3 separate regions of the Homo sapiens genome follow, and regions 2 and 3 are each linked to region 1. A link is a loop called in an ENCODE intact Hi-C map of the cell type or tissue named here. Cell type or tissue: heart left ventricle. All regions are shown on one strand.

Region 1 (8,000 bases):
GCTGCCTGTCCCTTGCCAAGTCTGGTCCTGATCTTGATCCTGCCCTGCTGAGGATGCCTGACAACTTACGTGTGGCCAAACACACCAACCCCGATAGAGCTCGTGACCACAGGATCTTCTATGGGCCCCAGACCGAGGCTGCCAAACCCATCTCACTTGTGACCCAAACCAGACTACGTGGCTGCTGACACCAGTTCAGAGGAGGCCCTGAATCCCTCTTCCCACCCAGCGTTGGGTCCTCCCTTGTTACCCCTTTTCTCTTTCTCCTGCTCATGCACGCCCCATGCACAGGCCAGAAATCAAGATGGAAAACCACTGATGAGCTTGGCCCCATGGAAACAACCTAATTCCAAGCTCAGCTGCTGTGGCAGGGGCTTGGGTGGGCCACAGCAAGCTGGCCGTGTGGATGGTGAGCACACACTCACACACTCATCCCAGGGGCAGCATGTGGGCAGCGGCCACACTCACCTCCGCAGAGCCAGTCTCGGTGCTGCTGAAGGCAGTGACAGCTTTCCTCCAGGAGTCGTTGGCTGGGGCCTGCACAGGGAGAGCTGCCAGGGGAGGAAGACAGAGTCAGGGCATCAAAGAGCAACCCGTCTAGAGAGTTTATGAGCTCTTAAAGAACAAGCACAGGCACAGCTTGCAGAAATCCAACTCCCCTGCCTCCCCTGCACCCGCCACCCCAGCCCCCTACCCGTGACACCCAGTGAACGGCTCTGACGTGGAAGAGCTGGTCTGACAGCCTTACCCAACTTTCCACATCCTCACCCAACGTGTTTCTCAACATCTCATGGATTACAGGAGAGAGTGAGCAGGGCAGAGCCCTCACTCCTGCCAATCTGGATTCTCTGTCGTTATTTCCGCTATGCTCATGCTTCTTTTCACTTATACTATTTCTAAAAGTTGGTAGCTTCTCTTTTTTTACATTAAAAAATATATCTTTCTTTTTTTTTTTTTTTTTTTTTGGAGACGGAGTCTTGCTCTGTCGCCCAGGCTGGAGTGCAGTGGCGCGATCTCCACTCACTGCCAAGCTCTGCCTCCCGGGTTCACGCCATTCTCCTGCCTCAGCCTCCCGAATAGCTGGGACTATAGGTGCCCGCCACCACGCCCGGCTAATTTTTTGTTGTTGTTGTATTTTTAGGAGCGACGGGGTTTCACCATGTTAGCCAGGATGGTCTCGATCTCCTGACCTGGTGATCTGCCTGCCTCAGCCTCCCAAAGTGGTGGGATTACAGACGTGAGCCACCAGGCCTGGCCTTCTTTTTTTTTTAAACAATAGAGACAGGGTCTCACTCTGTTGCTGGTCTTGAACTCCTGATCTCAAGTGATCTTCAAGCCTTGGCCTCCCAAACTGCTGGGATTATAGGTGTGAGCCACCACTCCTGGCCAAAGTTGGTGGCTTCTACAGAGTCTTTGAAAGATCCCAGCGGGTATTACTAAAAATTTTTAAGCTCACAGACCACTTTTTGAATGGCCATGGATCCGGAGCCCAGAAAAATAGATATGCATGCAAAAGTTGACATGCTAGCAGGGGGTGGGGGCACATATCTGCAATCCCAGCTACTCAGGAGGCTGAGGCAGAAGGATTGCTTGAACCCAGGGGTTCAAGTCCAGCCTGGGCAACATAGTGAGACCCCATCTTTAAAAAAAAAAAAAATCCTTTCACATGCTATTTTAATATCCAAGGGCTCTCTGAAGCCATCCCTTGGACACAACCCCTGGTCTGAGAAACCAATGAGCCCCTGCAGAATTCTGGAGTAAAAGATCTGACAAAAGGGGATGATGACTCACACCTGAGAGTCACATCTGATTCACACCTGGCAGCTCAACCAATCTGGCACCTGGGCATTTTTGGACACCAATACTATGACACCTGTCACTCAGCCACTACCAAATGTAGTGTTATTGATGTTTTATCAAATGGTTGTGCTTCCTTTCCATCAAAGCTGGGCATGTTGAATGTTATTTTGTAGTTTGCAAGAACCAAAGTTTTCACCGAGCACATGAGGACAAGCTATGTGGAAACAGTGAAAGAATCAAGGCCCAGAACTCAGTGTCTCGGGTGCTTGTCCTATGACCCTGGAGTCCCTGAGTCAAGTCCCTTCCCTCTAGAAGCTTCAGCTGCTTTGCAGAAAAATGAGCTGGCACTAGGTGACCTCTCCAAGCTCCCCTCATGGGCCTGAGCTGTGAAATATCGAATGTCCATGTTTTTATTCATCTATGCATGCTCTGGGCTAACAGCGCAGGGCCCTGCCTCACCTAAACCTCAAGAAGAACCTATTCTATGAAAATAGTTTTCTATTTTATAAGGAAAAATTCCCAGAAAAATTACATTTGATATAGAATTAAAAAAAAAAAGTTTTCAGGGCAACAAATGTTCTAAGAAGTAACGTATACCGTCTTCTGGTCTCAGTTTGCCTTTCCAGAAGAGCATTCAGGGAGGGGTTTCCAGAGCCTTCCCCATGTTAAGAAAAGGGTGCACAGCACAGAAGAGAGCTCCTGAACTCTTGCGGCTGGTCTATCTGTCATTTGCTTCTCTTCCATAAGTTAGTGGGAGAAAACGACGACCAACAAAGAAGGCCATTCCCACTACTGTGTGATCTAAGCCCAAGGGGCCATCCTTTTCCAGATCACCAGACTAATGAATGCTCTGCTCTTCTACCAATTTTAGGCAAGGAAAATTGTGTATCCGTTTGGGGGTTGCAGCAGCAAATCACTCAGACGGCATTCAGCGACTAGCTCAGCAGCGGAACACAGCAAACAGGTACTCCATCTGTATTCCATCTATATTCGTAGCTCAAAAGCAGGATCCTCCCCAGAAGCAAACCCAGTGTGTGATGTGACCTTGGGTGCCACAGCTGGGGTCACACCCCCAACTCTCACCCTGGCTGCTGCTCTCCCAGATCTCAGTGCCCAGGCTGCTGCCAGGCACGGTCACGTCACCTTGCTCCAGACATAAGTTGTTCTGCTTTTTTGCAAATCGAGGAGGAATACGGGAGGAAAGGCCTCGACCTTTGACAGGCACCTGAGGGGAAGAAAGGATGCTGTAGTCTAGCCAAAGGCACCAAGACTGACAAATTCTCCCCAGGATAAGTATCCCAGGTACCAAAAATCACACCACCTGAAAATGCTCCAGAGATGTGTGGAACGCTCGTCTCCCAAAACCTCAAGCAGAACTGCGATGCCAAGCAAAGCACCCCCCAAGAAAGACCTGAAAGGCCAACGGACTGTAATCTGTGTGCAGGTCCAGCCCTGACTCCATTTTAGTATAGCGTTCACGATCCACTTGACTTGAGGGAGACAAATCTCATTCCACTCAGGAATGAGGAGTGGGGAGGAAGGAGAAGCTGGGAGGTGACGGAGGTCTGCATCTTGCCTTGGACAAGTTTCCACTGTTATCACCCTAGAGAAGTCACCCTCTTCAAGACTCGGTTTCTTCCACTGCATAACAGTGATGCCACCACCTATTCCTACATTGATAGAAGGGCCTTGGTAATAGCAGGAACGGGGAGACAATGTGTGCTTGCTAAATACTCCTTTCTTCCTCTCTGCCACCTTGAGCTTGACCGAGAACTCCCTTACCCTCTGGCTCTGGGTTTCCTGGGCATCTGCCAGCCTGCCCTCCAGCCCCATGCCCCCCCACCCTCCGCCCCTCACCTGCACGGCCTGCTCCTTCTTTCTTCTCTCTTCCTCCAGCAGGCGGCGCTGCTTCTTGGTCAGGACTTCGATGAAGCCTTCGCCCACCATAGAACCCACCTCACTCTCCTCCCCGGGGCTGGACCCGCAATTTTCAATGATGGCACCTGAACCAAGATTTCACGAGAAGGAACAGTCTTTCCACTCACCAGGAGACAAGAACAACCCAATTCAACAGGCGCCTGAGATCTAGCATCAGGCTCGACAGAAACCTGGACAGGACTTCCGCACTTTTCTCAGGCCGCCTCTGATCTAACACATTGTTACCCCAAACCAAAGAGGCCCAAGGGCACAACTGAGAGAACACGCAAAGAGCTTAAACCCCAGCTCTGCTCCTACAGCTGTGTGTGACCTCGGACACACCACCGAACGTCTCTGGGCCCCAGGCTTCCTCTCTTTAAAGCCCGGAAGCTGCAGGGTGTCACGGGGATTCAACGGGCTGTGAGCAACACTCGGTGGGAATCCTACCTACTCTGCTCACCTCTACAGCCCCAGAACCCAGCCCAGGGCCTGGCCGAGCTGTTCCGAAAGCTAAGGTACTCAGTGCAAGGGCAAACTCGGGAGGCCCGAGGACTGCATGGCCCCTGGTTCTGCCTGAGTTCTTTCCCCTGAAGATATGAGGATGACTTACTTCCATAGTTCAGGTCAAACTGTTTCATGGCCTCTCCCTGTTCACCTGCCCTCGGAGCAGCCAACTTGGCCTCCTTCTCTGCCTTTTTACTGGAGGCTTCGGGAAGGTCAGCACTGGCATGGGCTGCCCGCTCCAGGGCATAGGGGGAGTGGCCACTCCCACTGCTGCAGCCACTAAGACCTCCAGGCAAGGCCTCGTCTGGGGATCTGTAAGGGAAAGAGGATCTTGTTAACCAGAGCTGGGGAAGGAGGGAAAACACCGCACGTGCACACAGCCTGCACACAAGCCCGGCACCCTGATCTAGGCCCACTTCCTCTAGCTGACTCCTCGGGTGGGGAGGAGCGGCAGGCTGGCCACAGTGCATCCATGTCCGTGTGCAAACATACGTGTAAGGCTGCCCCCACCGGCTCTGCCTGCTCCTGGGGAAAGTGGCTCCCCAGGGCTCTCCCACATGCTATGTTCAGAGTGTAGGGGGGAGAGAGACAAGGGGAATATGCTCAGAATGGAGACGCCAGCATTTCTGCTCCTCTCCAGGACTGCCCTGCCGGAGGGCCCTTGGGGCAGAAAACTGAGGTGAAGCCAAGGGTCAGCCTCTGGCGCCTGGAAAGCTGGATTAGATGCCACCTGAAAGAGTCGGTGTTCCCTGTGGCTCCTTCTCTGGGAGTTTCTCTGCCTTGAATTCTAAGGAGAGTGGAGGTGTGAAGCCATCTTCCTCAGTATGCTGAGGACAGGGAAGGCCTCAGCAGCCCCTGCACCTCCCTGTCCGAGGCACAAGCCAAGTGCAGTCAGTCAACCCAGACTGTGCAGGGGACCCTCTCCTGGTCCCTGAGCAGAGGTCATCACCCGAATGCCTCTGGCTGTGGAAGAGGTGCTCGCCAGACCATGTGCAGCCTGCTCCCCTCTGCGTTTGCTGGGCTCCTGCCATGCTGAGGTGGCAACCCCACCGTGGGGCCACGTCTCCTCACAGTGGAGAAGCAGAACCATCTAGGAAGAGCCACTTCCATGCAGCCACGAGGCCAGCGATGCCCCCTAGGACGCCGCCTGGCAGCAACTCCGGAGCAGAGGACTCTGGTGGACTGACCGGCACCTGGCACTGTGCACAGGCAACGTTCCTCGCTGCAGCGGCCCCTCGGCGGGGCTCCAGGGACACATGACTGGACTCTCAGGTCAGGTGCTGGACAGTGGCCTCAAGAGCACCACTGGGGTGGGGGTGGGGGTGGGAGCTCTAGCCACAATAACACCACCACGAGAAGCAGACAGGCAATGTGGGGGCAGGCAATGGAGACGCGCACAGACGGCCTGGGGGCAGGCCCCCAGCCCCGACACACGGCGGCATCGGCATGCATGCGTGAACTCAGTGCTGCTGAGAACAGAACACAACAACAAAAAGGGCCCAGATGGTGTCTGGTTTTACCTTTTCACTTTCAAAGGCGTCCCATTCTGTTGGCTCTCATAGCGAGGGGAGGTGTCACCACCACCTGGCCTAACGGGCTTCTCCCCAAACCCTCCCGGCTCCAGCTTTCGGCTCTGTCTGTCAACCACGGGTCTCTGACTGGAGAAGCTCCTCTTGGCCAGCTCCTTCTTCTCACCCAAACTAGCCCCCGACAGGCCACCATCCACCTGGGAGTCGGGCTCGGACCCAGGGCCTTCCCGCCGCTCCCGCCGCTCGCTGAAGTCGCTGCTTTCGGAGGCCGTCTCCCACTCCTCATTGGCGTGATCGGAGGAGTTCTGGTAGGAGAGCTCAGGGGACCTGCGGCCCACAGTGCCACTCTTGTCCCCAGAACACAGTTTGGGCCTGCCTGGCCACTGACCTGCCAGCAGGTGGGGCTCCTCCTCGGGTCCCCACAGGCCCAGGGACTCCCGCTCTTGCCGGAGGCGCCGGAATCGAGGGGGCTTATCTTGGCGTGGGGGGCGCCTTCTCCTGAAGGGCCGGTTCTCTGCATTTTCAGAATCTGCCACGTGTTCATCTTGGAAGAAGGATCTCTTGTCCTCCGCGCGGCTGTCCTCAAAGCCCCGGCCACCAAATGCGTCAGGGTGTCTGTAGGAATCTGGGACATAGTCTCTGTCTGTAGGTCGCCGGGATCCGCATGTGTCGGAAGGGCCATATTCCTGCCAAGAGCTGCCTGGACTTTTGCTCTGCCAGTGGGGTGACTCTTTGGAGACGAAGGTTCTCCGTCCATACCCGCAATTGCTCAGCCGGGGAGGGAGGGCTCGCCCAAAGGCCCGAGGGCCTCGGCTCTTGGCATCTAGACCGCTGTGGTCCTCAGAGCACCCCTTGTTGGACCGCCAAGAATCTCTGCAGTCGCCCTTCTTCAAGGTGCTCTCCTCCCTCTCCAGGAGCGAGCCTTCATTCCCGTTCTCGGAGCCCCTCTGCCGGCGGCGCTTGGGAAGTTCTTCATACTCTGAGCCCTCGCTATGGGTCTCACTGGCAACTCTCCGTCGGGGCTTGGCTCTGGGGCAGTCCTCTGGCCGCGCAAACTCTCGCAGGCCCCGGCCACGGCCGCTGCGCTGACTGCTGCAGTAGATGCTGCGGGCCCCCAGGACCCCCCCACCACAGAGGCCGCTCCCATTTCCGCCAGCAGGCCGACCACGAAAAGTGAACTCTCTGAAACCACGGCCCCGGCCCCGGGCCTGTCCTCTGACCCCAAAGGCTTGCTCCTCATCAATAAAGATCCAGTTATTTCTCTTCATGGGGGGAACATCGCTGGACTCTCGTGGGGGTCTGGCTTCCCAGGCCTTGTCAGGTTTCTCCTCCTCTTCAAATTTGGTGGCCTCGCGGCCAAAAGTGGCATGGCCAGGGCCTTTGTCCTCCAAAGTGGTGGTGGAGGAGTTGGCCAGAGAGGCATCGTTCTCTTCGTCCTCATCCTTTTCTGCCGTGGGGCTCTGCTCCTTCTCCTTGGCCAGCCGGGTACTCTCCTCCCCTAGCTCCTGCTTAATCTTCTCAAGCTCCTTCTCCTTGTCTTCCACCTTGAGGGCTTTCAGGACTGGTTTCTTGATGGGTCCCGACCTCCGGGTCCTGCCCGTCTGCTCCGGGTGCTGGCTGCTGGAGCTCCGGGGCTCGGGAGTCCATTCAGGCTCCGAGGATGGCTGTTTGTTGGGGCTCCCGTTCTTGTCCCAGGAGGAGATGTTAAAGGCCGTCCCCTCCCGGGGTGTCTCCCGCTCAACACCATGGGCTGTGTCAGCGGTCTCTGGCTGGTGGCTAACATCCCAACTGCCACACTCTGGCTTTTTCTCATCTGGGACAAAGTCAGGCTCCAATGGGGAACACCTGAGGTTTTGGGTGTGACCCCCAGGAGCACCTGCATCCTGAACATTTTCTTGGGGTGGAAACAAAAGCTCCTGGCCTATTCTTTGAGAAGAGATACAGCTGTCAAAGTCTGCTTGGGCCTTCTTGTCAAAAGCACTCAAGTACTCCTCCCCTCTCTCCTCAAAGAGATCGCGCTGAGCACTTACGCCCCCTGCCCTTCCGAGTGAGGCAGAGAAAGAGCTTTCATTCCTGAAAAGGAACCAGAAAAATCAGTCAATGCGATTGGAGCCTGGTTCCTGGTTTCCATGCTGAACACAGAGCTTAGTTTTAAAAAGAAAAAACAAAAACAAAAACTAAAACACTTTTTAAAAAGAAAGCTAGAAAAACAAAACAAAAAACAACAACCAAAAAAAAACATAAGCATCA
Region 2 (8,000 bases), 71 kb after region 1:
ATAACAAAGCTTTCTTCCCCTGCCGACACAGTCTCGCTCTGTCACCCAGGCTGGAGTACAGTGGCGTGATCTCGGCTCACTGCAATCTCCACCTCCCGGGTTCAGGCGATTCTCCTGCCTCAGCCTCCCAAGTAGCTGGGATTACAGGTGCCTGCCACCACCCCCAGCTAATTCTTTTTATTTTTAGTAGAGATGGGGTTTCACCATGTTGGCCAGGCTGGTCTCCAACTCTTGATCTTAGGTGATCCGCCCTCCTCGGCCTCCCAGAGTGCTGGGATTACTGGCCGTAAGAAAACTTTCAAAGCAAAAATAAATCTGTACTCAGAGGAAATATCCTAAAAACCAAATTCCTAACGAAAAAAAATGAAATATAAATTAAGCATCCAAGTTAAGAAATCAGAAAAAAACCAATGCAAGCAAATGTAAGGGAAAGCAGAAACAATGAAGAAAAAGCCTAAAGAGAGCTAGGGAGTGTAATAAATACATCTGCATAAAATTGCATTTAAGAATAGGAGCTCCTCCAGTCAGGTGAGGTCCACAAGGAAAAAAAGAAAAGAAAAAATGAATAAAATTAGTTCCTTGAACGAAGAAACAAAATAGATAAACCACTCAGAGAAGGGTATTAGTACTTCCATTTTATAGACATGAAGGCTCCGCAAGGTTAAATAACTAGTTCAAGGTCACTATCATCCAGTTAGTGAGTCTAAAAAATCTGAACCTGAACCCGGGGTGATGTGACATCCAGACTTACTTGGGCAGTGTTGGGCACTGGAAGAACGACGCCTGCTGCCATGATTGGGAGGCCCATGCGGTGGGCCCCAGAGAATGGCCCCACCTGCCCACGGTACTCCCTGGCCCTGCCAGCACCCCTGGGGACCTGAGGTGAATGTGAAGTGCAGGCCTGGCCTGCGGTGGGGTGTGAACTGGCGCTGGCACTGTTATCTTTACTCTAATACAGCATCCCACACCCCCAGAGTCTGCACCAGCTCTGGGCTCCTCACCCACAGGGTCTGCCTGGAGCCCCTCTCCTCATCTAGCTCACAGGCAGGCAGGCTTGGGCTGAAGCCTGAAGAGGACTCTGGCTGGAAAGCCCATATGCGGTCTCCAAGTTCCTGCCTACCTCCCGCTTTGAAGATGCGGTTAATTTAGCAAGGGGGGTGGGGAAGAAGATGATTTCAACATATGGTGAGTGATGAACAGTTGGACAGATGTGCTATACAAAGGCCTCCCTCTCTGGCGTCAAAATTTAACAAGGACCTGGCAAATAAAAGAAATACATGAAATACATGGGCTTCTTTCAGTTACTCCTTCCTTTTCCACCTCCAAATAATGGTGAATTAACAAATGAGAAGTACTCTGCAAATGCAACCAAAATCTATGTTCTTTATTGTACAATCTGATTTAGTAGAGAAGAGAAATCGGAGACAGCATTTGTATTGGATTGTTCCTTCTAACCAGATAAACAAAGCAGTTTCTGAGGGCCACTGACACATCAACAGAGACAGACGATTGAACTAGTTAAATTCACAGTAACCACTGGGGCCCAATACCAGGAGCCAGGGTGCACTGGATGGGTCTGCGTGGAATACGAAGCCTGGAGCAGCTCTTACCTCACGGTAAGTTTGATCTGGCACCAGGAAAAGAGCCACCAACACAGCAGCTGCCCCAGCCCAGCCCGGCCCCCACAGGCTCCACTGTACTGAAATGCATGCGAGTTACCTTTGTTATTATCTTTGTAACCAATACATGTTACTAATACACATTCAGTAAGACAAATTCAAAAGATACTAATGTGGCCAGGGAGCAGTGGCTCACACCTATAATCCCAGCACTTTGGGAGGCCGAGATGGGCAGATCACCTGGGGTCAGGCGTTCGAGACCAGCCTGGCCAACCAACATGGTGAAATCCCGTCTCTACTAAAAATACAAAAATTAGCCAGGCGTGGTGGCAGGCACCTGTAAGGTGCGGTGGCTCACGTCTGTAATCCCAGCATTTTGGGAGGCCAAGACGGGCAGATCACCTGAGGTCGGGAGTTCGAGACCAGCCTGACCAACATGGAGAAACCCCATCTCTATTAAAAATACAAAATTAGCCGGGCGTCGTGGCACATGCCTGTAATCTCAGTTACTTGGGAGGCTGAGGCAAGAGAATCGCTTGAACTCAGGAGGTGGAGGTTGCAGTGAGACAAGATCGCGCCATTGCACTCCAGCCTGGGCGACAAGAGCAAAACTCCATCTCAGGAAAAAAAAAAAAAAAAGTGGCTGAGCGCAGTGACTCATGCCTGTAATCCCAGCACTTTGGGAGGCCGAGGGGGGTGGATCACCTGAGGTTGGGAGTTTGAGACCAGCCTGACCAACATGGAGAAACCTCGTCTCTACTGAAAACACAAAATTAGCTGGGTGTGGTGGCACATGCCTGTAATCCCAGCTACTCGGAAGGCTGAGGCAGGAGAATCACTTCAACCCAGGAGGCGGAGGCTGCAGTGAGCCGAGATCATATCATTTGCACTCCAGCCCGGGCAACAAGAGTAAAACTCTGTCTCAAAAAAAAAAAAAAGATACTAATGTGTGCACAAGAAAACAATCCAACTCAAAAGGTAAACAGTGTTAACAAACTGGTGGACAGCCTCCAGGCTTATACACATTCATATTAGCAGTCATGGTCTTCTCTACAAATGCAGGAAGCTACTGTATTATTCAACCTGGGTTCTTCTCTTTCTATACATGGTCATCTTTCTAAAAATATACATAAGTTCTGTTTAGTTCAGACTTAAAAATTAAAAGATAAAAATACACATAGTGATCTACCTCATTCTTTTTAATGCCTACACAGCATTCCACTATACAGTGGCATCGTATTTTATTTACCCATTTCCCTACGGAAATGTCCAACTGAACATGTCCCACCACAAATAATGCCACAACCAACACTCCAGTACATGTATCTTTACATGCTGGGGCCAATATTTCTTTACAACCTGGCATCTCTGCAAAGCACATTTTTCGTTTGTGTCCATAGAAAGAAAAGAGTTGAGACCTGTAACCCCGCACAGAGTAACCAGCAAGGCCCGAGACCTCTCATTAGGTAAATTACATGGGAGTCAGACGCCCTTCGGCAGCAAATGCCCAGACAGGCAGAGAACACAGCCTACTTACAACAACCCCATCCTCTTCTTCCCACCCCCTCTAGCTGTGGCACTCCCACAGTTCAGCTGCAGGAGGCGGATTAGGGCCAACAATGACTATCACCAGAAGCACCGAAGGACTCCTCAGCAACCACTCCAACCTGGATGCAATGCCTCCCGTTACCCCGGTGAGGAAATACTCCATCGGGCTGCCCGAATAAACATTACAGCTGCAGAGAGCATCCTCCTAACCGCCACTAAGGTGGCTGTCCTTACTATCACCCCCTATTTGCAGATAAGGGAACAGAGGCTCAGAGGTGAAGTGAGAACCAGGGTCACACAGTGCCCTCCTCACTCTACCACAGCTTCTCAGAACTGGGCCACACGCCCTCGGGTGTTTGCTGCTATAGAGACGTTCATCAACTCAGCCGAGACAAAGGAACTTTCTCTTTGATGAAAATAAATAAATCCAAAAATACTGAAGTGGGAGCTAAAAGGGCTGGGTTGGTATAAATAATCTCCAGCAAAGGCCAAAGGACTGGACCCCAGAAGCCGTGCATGACTTCTCCTCCAAGCCTCAGACACTAGAGGAAACCCAGGACAATCGCCGGCGAAGCCAGTTCTAAAGTAACAAAGGAATAAAGGACAGATCCAAAATAAGGGCCAGGGATTACTACGCCAAGGGCATTCCCAGGTACGCCAAGCTGTGACTTCAGAACGGTGGGAAAAGGGAGCATGCACCCTCACTCCAAATACACTACACACGTTATAAACACCTTACCCACAGACTCCTCACCTCACCCAAAACTCTATACTCACAACTCTCCTCCCCCACCCACCATCTCCCCGAAGCGTCTAAAAAACCGTATTGCACTGCCCCATTACCCTAAGGGCATGCCCACCTTTCCCCTTCCCCCACCCTCCAACCATGTCAACAGCAAATTGTAAAGCTGTGGGATCTTTGGAAGCAGCACTTGTTAATTAAACCCAGTCTATGCCACTGCTGAACTTTACCAATACAACATTATGATTCATCCAGGGTGTGCAAAGAATTACAATGGCCTTTTCTCCCCTCAAAAAGCTGAAGAGACCACACTAAGGAGCCATATGAGATGTCTTTGCTTATATTAAGGTCTACCTATAAACAGTCACACCTCCCACCTTCCAGTGGTCACTTCAGGTTTAGAATTCATATGCACAGTTAAAACAGTCCCCTTAGTTAAAAACAACTGGTTAAGACAGCAGTCCTCTCTTGATATTATAAAGAAACAGCAGGGAAGAAGGAATGACTTTCACTTTCTACTCTATACACTTCTGGAGCTTGATGTTTGTAGCAAGGCTGTATTGTAACTGTGACACGCCTGTATTGTAACTGTTACATTGTTTTTAAGATCTCGGTGAACTGAGCAACATAGTATCAACACCATATACTGTTCCAAGTTGACTAGGTTTCCTACACTGCACTAACACTGCATCCCAGAAATTACGCCAATCTTTGCAGCAATGCTGTGAGACAGGTTCCGTATCCATTTGGGGCAGATAAGAAAACTGAGACTTAAAGGAGCAAAAGACATGATTTGTTCAAGACCTCATAGCAGGTAGGTCTAAGTGGCTGAAAGGAACACTCCTGTCGGCCTGAGGTCAAGTCAGGGCTGTTGCTGGCCCAGCTGCAGTCTCCCTTGCAGCCAGAACCCACAAACTGCCTTAACATGCCTACCTTCATTCCTTCCAAGACATTTACCTGAAACTCCCCAAGAACACAACACAACAGACTAGACACAGGGCAGCTGCCAGCTATCAAACGCCCTTGCTCGTGGGAACAGACATCCGCAGTGGTGTTCATTGTGGAGAGATGTACAGAAGAGCCCTGATGCACCTGCCCATGGGAGGCCCTTGCTAGTTAAGGTGACTGAGCTCCAGGAGGTGAGGGCAATGCGCTACGGGTCCAAATCTTTAGCATGTAGCACAGTGCTGAGCACATAATTAGAAACCCCAACACCTAGGTAACAAACAAGCCCCAAGTGTACAAAAGCCTGCCTGCTCCAAACCCCCGGGCCCCCGGGGAGGGCTGAATCCAGGAACCATTAATAGCTGCGGTCTATGGAGAGCCTGCTGTCTTGTGCCAGGTGCCCTATCAACTCTGCAGCACATGACCCTCTGAATCCTTTCCCAGGTCCTATGAAGGTGTTACTATCACATTTTGCAGAGGAAGAGAATGGAGATTCAAAAAGATTTAAAAGCTGGCCCCAGGTCACCCAGCTTCTAAGTGGTAGAACCTGGACTTGAAGGCAGCTGACCCCAAAGCAGGGCTTCCAGTGTGGGGTGCTGCACTGTGCCTGCAAGGGAGAGCTACTCTCCACCAGGAAGAGGGGGCATGGCATTCCCAACTCTCCCAGCGAGCTCTCTCTGAATTCCAGCTAACAATAACCCCCCCAGGAGCCAGAGCAGTGTAATTCCAAACCGCACCTCCTCTTGCCAGAGCACAAATCCCCGCCAGCCTAGCCTGATGAAACACCACCACCCAGGCATTCCAGTGCTTCATTTCTGCAGTCACTTCAACCAATGGTGTGATCTCCTGGAAGAACTAAACCAAAGTGGGGGGCAGGAGGGGTGGCAAGTGACGCCAAGAGGTTGAGTCGAGAAGTGAGATATGCACAACAGCCACTATCAGGAGCTGCAAAAGCGCCAACAGCAATGAATATTAACAGCAACAAAACCACCAAGGACTGTGAAAGACGGGGCTATGAGAAAACTTAAAATGGAGGCCGTCTCTGAATTTTATGCACCAGGCTCCAGTGTATAACAGTTGGAAGAAAACAGGCAGCAAGGACAATCATTTTACTTGATACAGAAAATCAACCTTAGACCTGGCTGTGTCTATCGCCTCCTTCCAGCTCCCACAGTGGCCTTCACCTAACAAGACACCCAGAGCAACTCCTCCAGTGGCCGCTTCTGCACTGTGAACGGAGCTGCTGTGTCTGATCGCTGTCTGCCCAAGCTCACCAAAACATCAGACCCTACGCTCACCACAGAAAGCCGCAAACAGTAGCTTTTGATTGGAAAATGTGCACACCCAAAACAATCCAAAAAGCCTGTTCATTTAGAAAAGCCCATAGTCCAGAAACATACGCTCACACATATAAGCTGATACAAAGTTTTCTGAAGAGAAATCTGGCAGAATTCTTACCAAAAAGCTATTCAGTTGAAGAGTCCACACTGCAGAACCACATTCTCACACTTACATGCTTACATACAAATTGTATGTTTTTGAAAACAAATCTGGTACAGTTTGACCAAAATTGTGTAATATTCCAAAACTACAAATAGCCCAAATGTCCACCAGTAGGAGACAGAGGTTAAATCAAGTATACCCACAAAATATTCTCTGCAGTTGCTAAAATAGATAACATAATCCGTCTGCGTAGCTGTCAGGGAGCACGCTGAGACATTTTATCACGTGAAAGGGCAGCAGCATGCTTGAAGAATACAAACGTGCATGTGGATAATGTGGGTTTTTTTCTGGGAGGAATCCCAAGAACTTCCTCACACTGGTTTTTTTTTCAGAGAGAGTGGGGAAGAGCCTTTATACCTCCCTGAGCAACTTGAATTTTCTTTTTAAAAAGTCAACTGGGGGCCGGGTGCAGTGGCTCACGCCTGTAATCCCAGCACTTTGGGAGGCTGAGGCGGGTGGCTCGCCTGAGGTCAAGAGTTCGAGACCAGCCTGGCCAACATAGTGAAATCTCGTCTTTATTAAAAATACAAAAAAATCAACTAGGCATGGTGGCGGATGCCTGTAATCCCAGCTACTAGGGAGGCTGAGGCAGAAGAATTGCTTGAACCCAGGAGGCGGAGGTTGCAGTGAGCCAAGATCACGCCATTGCCTTCCTGGGCAACAAGCAAAACTCTGTCCCCACCACCAAAAAAAAAAAAAAAAAAAGTCAACTGGGAATATCTAAACCATGGGATTATAAACGATTTTTTCTTCTTTTACACACCTGTATATTTTTTAGAAACCTAACATTATTTTTAAAACACTTAGTGTGGCAGGTCTGTTCACATGAATATGGAAAAATGGCTGGGTGTGGTGGCTTACACCTGTAATCCTAGCACTTTCAGAGGCCAAGATGGGAAGACAGCTTGAGGCCAGGAGTTCAAGACAAGCTTGGTCAACATAGCGAGACCCACCCCCACATCCCTAAGGAAGAAAAAAAAAGTATTACTGAAAATAAAAATAAGAGAAGTTACGCTTAAAAATACGTATGGAAAAATACTGTGATATTTTGAAAATGCCAAGTTGCAATACAATATAGTATATCCCATTTTTGTTTTTTAAAAAACCTCCCTACATGAGGCCATATTTATACGTGCACTGAGCCTAGAAGGATAAACAAAGCAAATTTATCAATAATGGTTACTGCCTGGGACATTGGGGAAAAGCTTTCATTTCTCTTCAAACACTTGGCTTTTAATTTTGTTTTTTTTTTTTTTTTTAAAGTATGGGCCAGGCGCAGTGGCTCACGCCTGTAATTCTAGCATTTTGGGAGGCTGAGGTGGACAGATGGCCTGAGCTCAGGAGTTTGCGACCAGCCTGGGCAACAAGGCGAAACCCCATCTCTACTAAAATACAAAAAAAAATTAGCCAGGCGTGGCGGGATGCACCTGTACTCCCAGCTACTCAAGAGGCTGAGGCAGGGGAATTGCTTGAACCTGGGAGGTGGAGGTTGCAGTGAGCCGAGATCATGCCACTGCACTCCGGCCTGGGCAACAGAGCAAGACTCCACCTCAAAAAAAAATAAATAAATAAATAAAATAACCTGTATACTTCTGCAATTAACATTTTACCAAAAACAAACAAACAAACAAAAAACCAGAAAA
Region 3 (8,000 bases), 110 kb after region 1:
CCTGTCTTATGGCCCCATCTAACTACACAGGGGGCTGGGAATTGTAGTCCAGTGGTGTGCCCTGGAGGAAAAGTAAATGAGGATTGCTGAACACCCAGTAGTCTCTGTCACAGCTACTGTTTACTGAGACTCTACTACATGTCTGGCACCATGCTAAGCATGCTACATGCATGTTATCATTTCATCCTTTTTTTTTTTTTTTGAGATGGAGTCTCACTCTGTCACCCAGGCTGGAGTGCATTGGCGCGATCTCCGCTCACTGCAACCTCCACCACCCAGGTTCAAGCAATTCTCCTGCCTCAGCCTCCCGATTAGCTGGGATTACAGACGCGCGCCACCATACCTGGCTAATTTTTTTGTATTTTTAGTAGAGACGGGGTTTCACCATGTTGGTCAGGCTGGTCTTGAACGCCTGACCTCAGGTGATGATCCACCTGCCTCAGCCTTCCAAAGTGCTGGGATTACAGACGTGAGCCACCATGCCCGGCCTTTTTTTTTTTTTTTTTTTTGAGACAGTCTCACTCTGTTGCTCAGGCTAGAGTGCAGTGGCGAGATCTCAGCTCACCGCAACCTCCGCCTCCTGGGTTCAAGTGATTCTCCTGCCTCAGCCTCCCAAGTAGCTGGGATTACAGGCAATCGCCACCATGCCCGGCTAATTTCTGTATTTTTAGTAGAGACAGGGTTTCATCACAATGGCCAGGCTGGTCTTGAACTCCTGACCTCAGGCTGGTCTTGAACACCTCAGGTGATCCGCCCACCTAGGCTGCCCTAAGTGCTGGGATTACAGACCTGAGCCACCGCGCCCAGCCGAATTTCATCCTTAACATCAGTTCTCATTTACAGAGGAGGAAACTGAGTCTCAGAAAGTTTAAGTAAATTTTATAAGGTAAAATGTGCATGCTTGGAGAACCAATGTGGAACAAGAGCCTTCTGACCCCAAAGCCTGTGGCAGACAATGAAATAAGGACAGATAACATGGCGAGCTCCTACCTGCTCTGAGACAACACCCATTCCCTCAACAGCATCATTTATTAAGTGCAGATTATGGATTAGGCATTATTCTAAGCACCTTCATAATAACTCATTCAATCCTCACAAAAACCCTGCTAGACAGCTACTGTTAATGCCCTTATTTTTTTATTTTTTTTATTTTTTTTGAGACAGAGTCTTGCTCTGTCACCCAGGCTGGAGTGCTGTGACGCAATCTCGGCTCACTGCAACCTCCGCCTCCCGGATTCAAGCAATTCTCCTGCCTTAGCCTCCCGAGTAGCTGGGATTACAGGTATGCACCACCATGCCCGGCTAATTTTTATTTTTAGTAGAGACGGGGTTTCACTATGTTGGTCAGGCTGATCTCCAACTCCTGACGTCGTGATCCACCCGCTTCGGCCTCCCAAAGTGCTGGGATTACAGGCGTGAGCCACAGCACCCGGCCAGTGCCCTTATTTTGAAGATGAGGAAATTGCACAGAGAAGTTATGTGACTTGAAGTCACTCAGCACATGTATGGAAGGGACAGGACTCAAACCTGGGTAGTCTGTCTCCAGTCTACCTACACATTAATTGCCCAGCTTCTGCCTCTCTACAAACAATGAAGTGAAGTGTTGTGGGGCAGAGTCTCCTAAGAGAGGCAGTGGTACCCTGGGGAGGGTGCAAGCTGGTCCCCTGGGATGTGTGTGGGAAATATGATCCTTCTATTTACATTTATCTGTTATCTTAAAAAAAAAATCGGCTGGGCATGGTGGCTCACGCCTGTAATTCCAGCACTTTGGAAGGCCAACATGGGCAGATCACCTGAGGTCAGGAGTTCGAGACCAGACTGGCCAACATGGAGAAACCCCGTCTCTACTAAAAATACAAAAATTAGCTGGACGTGGTGGTGCATGCCTATAATCCCAAACTACTCAGGAGGCTGAGGCAGGAGAATCACTTGAACCCAGGCGGCAGAGGTTGCAGTGAGCCAAGATCACACCACTGCACTCCAGCCTGAGGGATGGAGTGAGACTCTGTCTCAAAATAAAAATAAAAAAAAAAAGAGCGAGGTTAAACTTTACAATATGCATTATACAGACTGATGCCGAGTGGCGTTCAATCTGTGTAATACATGTTAGCAAAATTTAATATCATTCTGACTTTTTTCTTTTTTTAGAATACAGATAAACATAAACAGAAGGCGTCACCTGCAACTCTTGGATAAGTGAATCAGTGCAGTGTGTTTAGTTTTTATTTATTTATTTATTTATTTTGAGACAGAGTCTCCGCTGGGCGCCACCGCACCCAGCCACAGTGTGTTTAGTTTTAACCACACTAACTCACAGTATGGACGAGTGATTTTCTTTGGTATTTTTAAAATTGATATAGGTCTTATTTGGGGGGTATATGTGTTATTTTGATACATGCATACAATGTGTAATGAACGAATCAGGGTGACTGAAATATCCATTACCTCAAACGTTACCTTTTCTTTGTAGACGAGCGATTTTTTTTTTTTTTTTTTTGAGACGGAGTCTCGCTCTGTCGCCCAGGCTGGAGTGCAGTGGCGCAATCTCGGCTCACTGCAAGCTCCGCCTCCCGGGTTCACGCCATTCTCCTGCCTTAGCCTCCGGAGTAGCTGGGACTACAGGCGCCCGCCACCGCGCCCTGCTAATCTTTTGTATTTTTAGTAGAGACGGGGTTTCACCGTGTTAGCCAGGATGGTCTCGATCTCCTGACCTTGTGATCCGCCCGCCTCGGCCTCCCAAAGTGCTGGGATTACAGGCGTGAGCCACCACGCCCGGCCTAGACGAGCGATCCTAAAAGATCCACGCAAAGAAACGACGGCTCACCTGGCGTGGGTGCTGCCTCCGCCTTCAGCACCCACCCTCCCTCACGCACGCCCAGAATCGCGGCGGCCCAGAGCGGAAGGCGGGGCCTGTGGCCACACCCCTTCCCTATTCCCCGCCTTCCGCGCATCTTCCGGGAGCGACTTTGGCTGCATCGTTTTGCGATTGGGAGAGCTGCGGGATGTCGGAAGGACGTGATTGAATGAAATAGCTGCCTCTCATCCATTGGCCAGCTCCGATTGGCCGAGATACCGCCATGGGTTTTGACGAACTTTCACGCCAGCTGGGCTGAGATGCTAGCAGTTGACTCCCGCAGGGTCCCGGCGCCGGCAGCCGTGCTGCGTGTGTTGGGTAGTGCGAGGCGGTCCAGTGCAGCGACAGTCCGGCTCGAGGGCGGAGGGCCAGCCGAAGCGGGGTGGTGGCCGCTGCCCCGGGAAAGACTGTCCAAGATGCTGACAGGAGCTTTGGCTCGTGAGATTGAGAGGAAGTCAGACGCCGTGGTCTGTGTAACCCCCCAGTAAGGTCCCCAGCTTGCAACCGAATTCGGAACCTAGACTTGGAGCCTTCTCCGAAAGCAAATGGACACAACCCATCAGCGGCAGCACACAAACTTGAGTCTGTCGTGGCAGGTGGCGCTTCTGCGGCAGAGCAGTGATCCGCTTGTAGAGATTTATGAGCAAAGGAACCGGAAGAAAAAAATCAAAAAGCTAATTGCTAAAGGCCGGGCGCGGTGGCTCACGCCTGTAACCCAACACTTTGGGAGGCCGAGGCCGGTGGATCACGAGGTCAGGACTTCGAGACCAGCCTGGCCTACCTGGTGAAGCCTCGTCTCTACTAAAAATATAAAAATTAGCCGGGCATGGTGGTGCACGCCTGTAAACCCAGCTACTCAGGAGGCTGAGGCAGGAGAATTGCTTGAATCCGGGAGGCGGAGGTTGCGGTGAGCCGAGATTGCACCACTGCACTCCAGTCTGGGCGACAGAGCGAGACTCCGTCTGGCGGGGTGAGGGGGAAGCTAATTGCTGACAGCGAGGTCTCTCGGTTACAAACCCATCTCCAGAGCCAAGTGGGGGAATTGAGGACATTTGGTCAAAGGAGAAGGATCCAGAACTGTGACCAGCAGAAATTGGTGCATGGCCTCTCATTTCTGTAGTTTTTTATCGGTGGGGGAAAAAGAACAAAACCAAAAACTCCCTGTCCTCGACATAATTCTCTGTAGGAGAAGGAACCTCTGTGGGAATGAGCTTATCTGCAAAGATCATCGTGAAGTTGTTAAAGAAGTTAAATGGAAGACTCGCAAGAAATTCATCACAACAAAAAGCTAAACGTTTTTTTGGATGAAGATTTGTTATCTGTGAGGTGTATGAGGCCCAGGAGAGATCCGGTTCATTTTCTGAGAGAAGATTTTTGGAAGGTTTATATGAATTCTCAGTCACGCTGTACTTTCTGGTGTGATAAAGCTAGGCAGTGGCAAGAATGGCAACAGCCTGAAAACATGCAAAATTTCCATGTTATCAGAAAAACAGGAAAGGATAATGGTAGATCTTACTTCTGATGCCACTTGTTTATTATATTTAATAAGCTGACACGATCCTGTCTAGTGAAAATCCCTGCACGCAGTGCCCCTTGGGCTTGCTGAACAAGGGTAACATGCCACCGGAAGTATATAATGATACCAAAAGATGAAGTCCATCAGTCAGTCACCTTCGTGATAATATCTCCAAGGGACCTAGGGAAATAGTGAGGCTTATGCATATAAAGAGACACCATATGAGGCAGAAATTAGGTGACTTGAACAGCATTCTGCTTTAGAGTTGTTTTGAAAATACTCCCGGCCGGGCGCGGTGGCTCATGCCTGTAATCCTAGCACTTTGGGAGGCCAAGGCGGGCGAATCACTAGGTCAGGAGTTCGAGACCAGCCTGACCAACATGGTGAAACCTCGTCTCTACTAAAAATACAAAAATTAGCCAGGCGTGGTGGCATGTACCTGTAATCCCAGCTACTCAGAAGGCTGAGGCAGGAGAATCGCTTGAACCTGGGAGGCGGAGGTTGCGGTGAGCCGAGATCGCGTCAGTGCACTCCAGCCTAGGTGACAGAGCGAGATTTCTTGTCTCAAAAAAAAGAAAGAAAGAAAATACTCCCAAGTCAGATTTTTTTTTTTTTGAGACATAGCCTCACTCTCTCCCAGGCCGGAGTGCAGTGGTACAATTAACAGCTCACTGCAGCCTCAACCTCCCAGGCTCAAGAGATCCTTCCATCTCAGCCTCCTGAGTAGCAGGGACTACAGGCATACACTGCAATGCCAGGCTAATTAAAAAAAAAAAAATTTGTAGGCCGGGCACGGTGGCTCAGGCCTGTAATCCCAGCACTTTGGGAGGCCGAGGCAGGCGGATCACGAGGTCAGGAGATTGAGACCATCCTGGCTAACACGGTGAAACCCCGTCTCTACTAAAAATAGAAAAAATTAGCTGGGCATGGTGGCAGGTGCCTGTAGTCCCAGCTACTCAGGAGGCTGAGGCAGGAGAAGGGCGTGAACCCAGGAGGCGGAGCTTGCAGTGAGCCGAGATCGCGCCACTGCAGTCCAGCCTAGGCGACAGAGAGAGACTCTGTCTCAAAAAAAAAAAAAGGAAAAAAAAGCATATTTTGTAGAGACTGGGATCTCACTATGTTGCCTAGGCTGGTCTCAAACTCCTAAGCTCAAGCAATCCTCCCACCTCAGCCTCCCAAAGTGCTGGGATTATAGGTATGAATGCCCAGCCCCAAATTAGGTCATTAAGAGCATTCCAGATCATTAAAATTATCTAGGGAGATAAAAACACACAGGATTGTTCATCAGTGTAGGAACACCCAAAAGTAATCTTCAATTGTTTACTTGTATCTTGGTAACCAAAGACCATTGTGTTCTTCAGAACCAGTAAGGGGCATGCATGCTGAAACATGAATAGTAACTCATACTACACAAACAGCCAGTGCACTCTGACTTCACGTCCTAGCCCTGTGCAGGTGCTTTACATGCATCAATTCATTAAATCCTTACGACAACCCTCTGCAGCAGGTACTATTATTACCCCACTTTATTTTATTTTTATTTATTTATTTATTTTTTTGAGACAGGGTCTCACTGTTGCCCAGGCTGGAGTGCAGTGGTGCGATCTCGGCTCACTGCAACCTCCGCCGCCCAGGTTCCAGTGATTCTCTTGCCTCAGCCTCCTGAATAGCAGGGATTACAGGCGTCTGCCACCATGCCTGGCTAATTTTTGCATTTTTAGTAGAGGCAAGGTTTCACCATGTTGGCAAGGCTGGTCTTGAACTCCTGACCTCAAGTGATCCATCTGCCTCGGCCTCCCAAAGTGTTAGGATTACAGGCATGAGCCACTGTGCCCGGCCTTATTGCCCCACTTAAGAAATGAGGAAACTGGCCAGGTGCAGTGGCTCACACCTGTAATCCCAGCACTTTGGGAAGCTGAGGTGGGCGGATCACAAGGTCAGGAGATCGAGACCATCCTGGCTAACACGGTAAAACCCCGTCTCTACTAAAAATACAAAAAATTAGCTGGGCGTGGTGGCACGTGCCTGTAATCCCTGTGACTTGGGAGGCTGAGGCAGGAGAATCTATTGAACCTGGGAAGTGGAGGTTGCAGTGAGCCAAGATCATCACACCATTGCACTCCAGCCTGAGTGACAGAGCGAGACTCCATCTCAAAATAATAATAATAATAATAATAAATGAGGAAACTGAGGACTAGAGAAGTAATTTTCCCAGCGAGTAACTGACTGAGCCAGGATGTGAACCCCTATGCAGCTTATCACAGACCTTCTGCTTTCTGTTGTGCTGCAGCACCTCACCAAGGTGACACACAGGAACTTGGCCAGGCAAAGAATGATGGCACATTTACACCATGGTGAGTTTTTGTAAAATTTATTAAGAGATTTTTGAAATGGATCCATTGGCCAGGTGCAGTGGCTCATGCCTGTAATCCCAGCACTTTGGGAGGCTGAGGCGGGAGGATCACCTGAGGTCAGGAGTTCGAGACCAGCCTGGCCAACATGGTGAAACCCCATCTTGACTAAAAATACAAAAATTAGCTGGACGTGGTGGCGGGCACTTGTAATCCCAGCTACTCAGGAGGCTGAGGCTGGAGAATTGCTTGAACCCGGGAGGAAGAGCTTGTAGTGAGTGGAGATCGTGCCATTGTATTCCAGCCTGGGCAAAAAGAGCGGAACTCCGTCTAAAAAAAAAAAAAAACAAACTATCTTTGTCCTGTTAAATAGAGGATCTTGGACATAGTTAAACTTTTCTTTTTTTTTGAGACAGAGTCTCGCTCTTTCACCTAGGCCGGAGTGCAGTGGCACTATCTTGGCTCACTGCAAGCTCCGCTCCTGGGTTCACGCCATTCTCCTGCCTCAGTCTCTGAGTAGCTGGGACTACTGGCGCCTGCCACCGCACCCGGCTAATTTTTTGTATTTTTAGTAGAGATGGGGTTTCACCATGTTAGCCAGGATGGTCTCAATCTCCTGACCTCATGATCCGCCCGCCTGGGCCTCCCAAAGTGCTGGGATTACAGGCGTGAGCCACCACGCCTGGCCCAACCTTTTCTTAATAGCTTAGCACTATTGTTAGTATTTATAACCTGTCTTAGCATGTCTGGACCGCTATAACAAAATGTCATAAAATGAGTGGCTTACAAACAACAGAAATGTATTTCTCACAGTTCTGGAGGCTGGGAAGTTCCACGAGCAAGGTGCTGGTAGATTCATTGTCTGGTGAGGGCCTGCTTCCTGGCTCAGAGACAGCTGTCCTTTGGCTGTGTCCTTACATGGTATCCACCTCTCGTGACTTAATCATCTCCCAAAAGCCCCATTGCTCTCTTTATTTATTTATTTATTCATTTTTGAGACGGAGTCTCGCTCTGTCACCGGGCTGGAGTGCAATGGCATGATATCAGCTCACTGCAACCTCTGCCTCCCGCTTCATGCAATTCTCCTGCCTCAGCCTCCCAAGTAGCTGGGATTACAGGTGCATGCCACTACACCCGGATAATTTTTGTATTTTTAGGAGACACGGGGTTTCACCATGTTGGCCAGGATGGTCTCAATCTCTTGACCTCATGATCTGCCCACCTCAGCCTCCCAAAGTGTTGGGATTACAGGTGTGAGCCACCTTGCCCGACAATTCTT

The links. Hi-C counts contacts between places; a loop is a spot of excess contacts. Peaks named below come from ENCODE experiments on the same cell type or tissue, not always from the same donor. Only the 100,000 strongest peaks of a DNase experiment are listed, where the experiment ranks them.
Region 2: it touches region 1 in a loop (2.0-fold over the local background); 31 of 110 quality-filtered maps call a loop at or near these places.
Region 3: a loop joins it to region 1, with 2.7 times the contacts of the local background. A loop is called at or near these places in 37 of 110 quality-filtered maps.

What each region holds. Positions count from the first base shown.
Region 1 is chr9:131,474,277-131,482,276 of GRCh38, reverse strand. PRRC2B (proline rich coiled-coil 2B) reads right to left here. Exons shown (of 32, transcript NM_013318.4): 16 at 5,742-7,823; 17 at 4,328-4,533; 18 at 3,658-3,803; 19 at 2,884-3,025; 20 at 469-551. Among named protein-coding and RNA genes, the nearest start is that of SNORD62A, 7.4 kb to the left of the region's middle. RefSeq lists a silencer at 3,621-3,915. In heart left ventricle, CTCF peaks have their summits at 3,503, 3,706 (motif pointing right), 5,296 and 6,141 (motif pointing right); DNase peaks (open chromatin) are centred at 3,706, 5,416 and 6,098; H3K27ac peaks cover 1,908 bases.
Region 2 is chr9:131,403,279-131,411,278 of GRCh38, reverse strand. The region is part of intron 1 of PRRC2B (proline rich coiled-coil 2B); the gene reads right to left. Among named protein-coding and RNA genes, the nearest start is that of PRRC2B, 13 kb to the right of the region's middle. RefSeq lists an enhancer at 1,914-2,414 and a silencer at 3,418-3,537. In heart left ventricle, a CTCF peak has its summit at 3,204; no DNase peak of the experiment used is centred here; H3K4me3 peaks cover 3,602 bases; H3K27ac peaks cover 5,197 bases.
Region 3 is chr9:131,368,556-131,376,555 of GRCh38, reverse strand. It overlaps a transcript of PRRC2B not described here. Among named protein-coding and RNA genes, the nearest start is that of PRRC2B, 22 kb to the left of the region's middle. RefSeq lists enhancers at 3,077-3,196, 2,689-3,212, 3,213-3,734. In heart left ventricle, no CTCF peak of the experiment used is centred here; DNase peaks (open chromatin) are centred at 3,075 and 3,769; H3K4me3 peaks cover 1,948 bases; H3K27ac peaks cover 1,457 bases.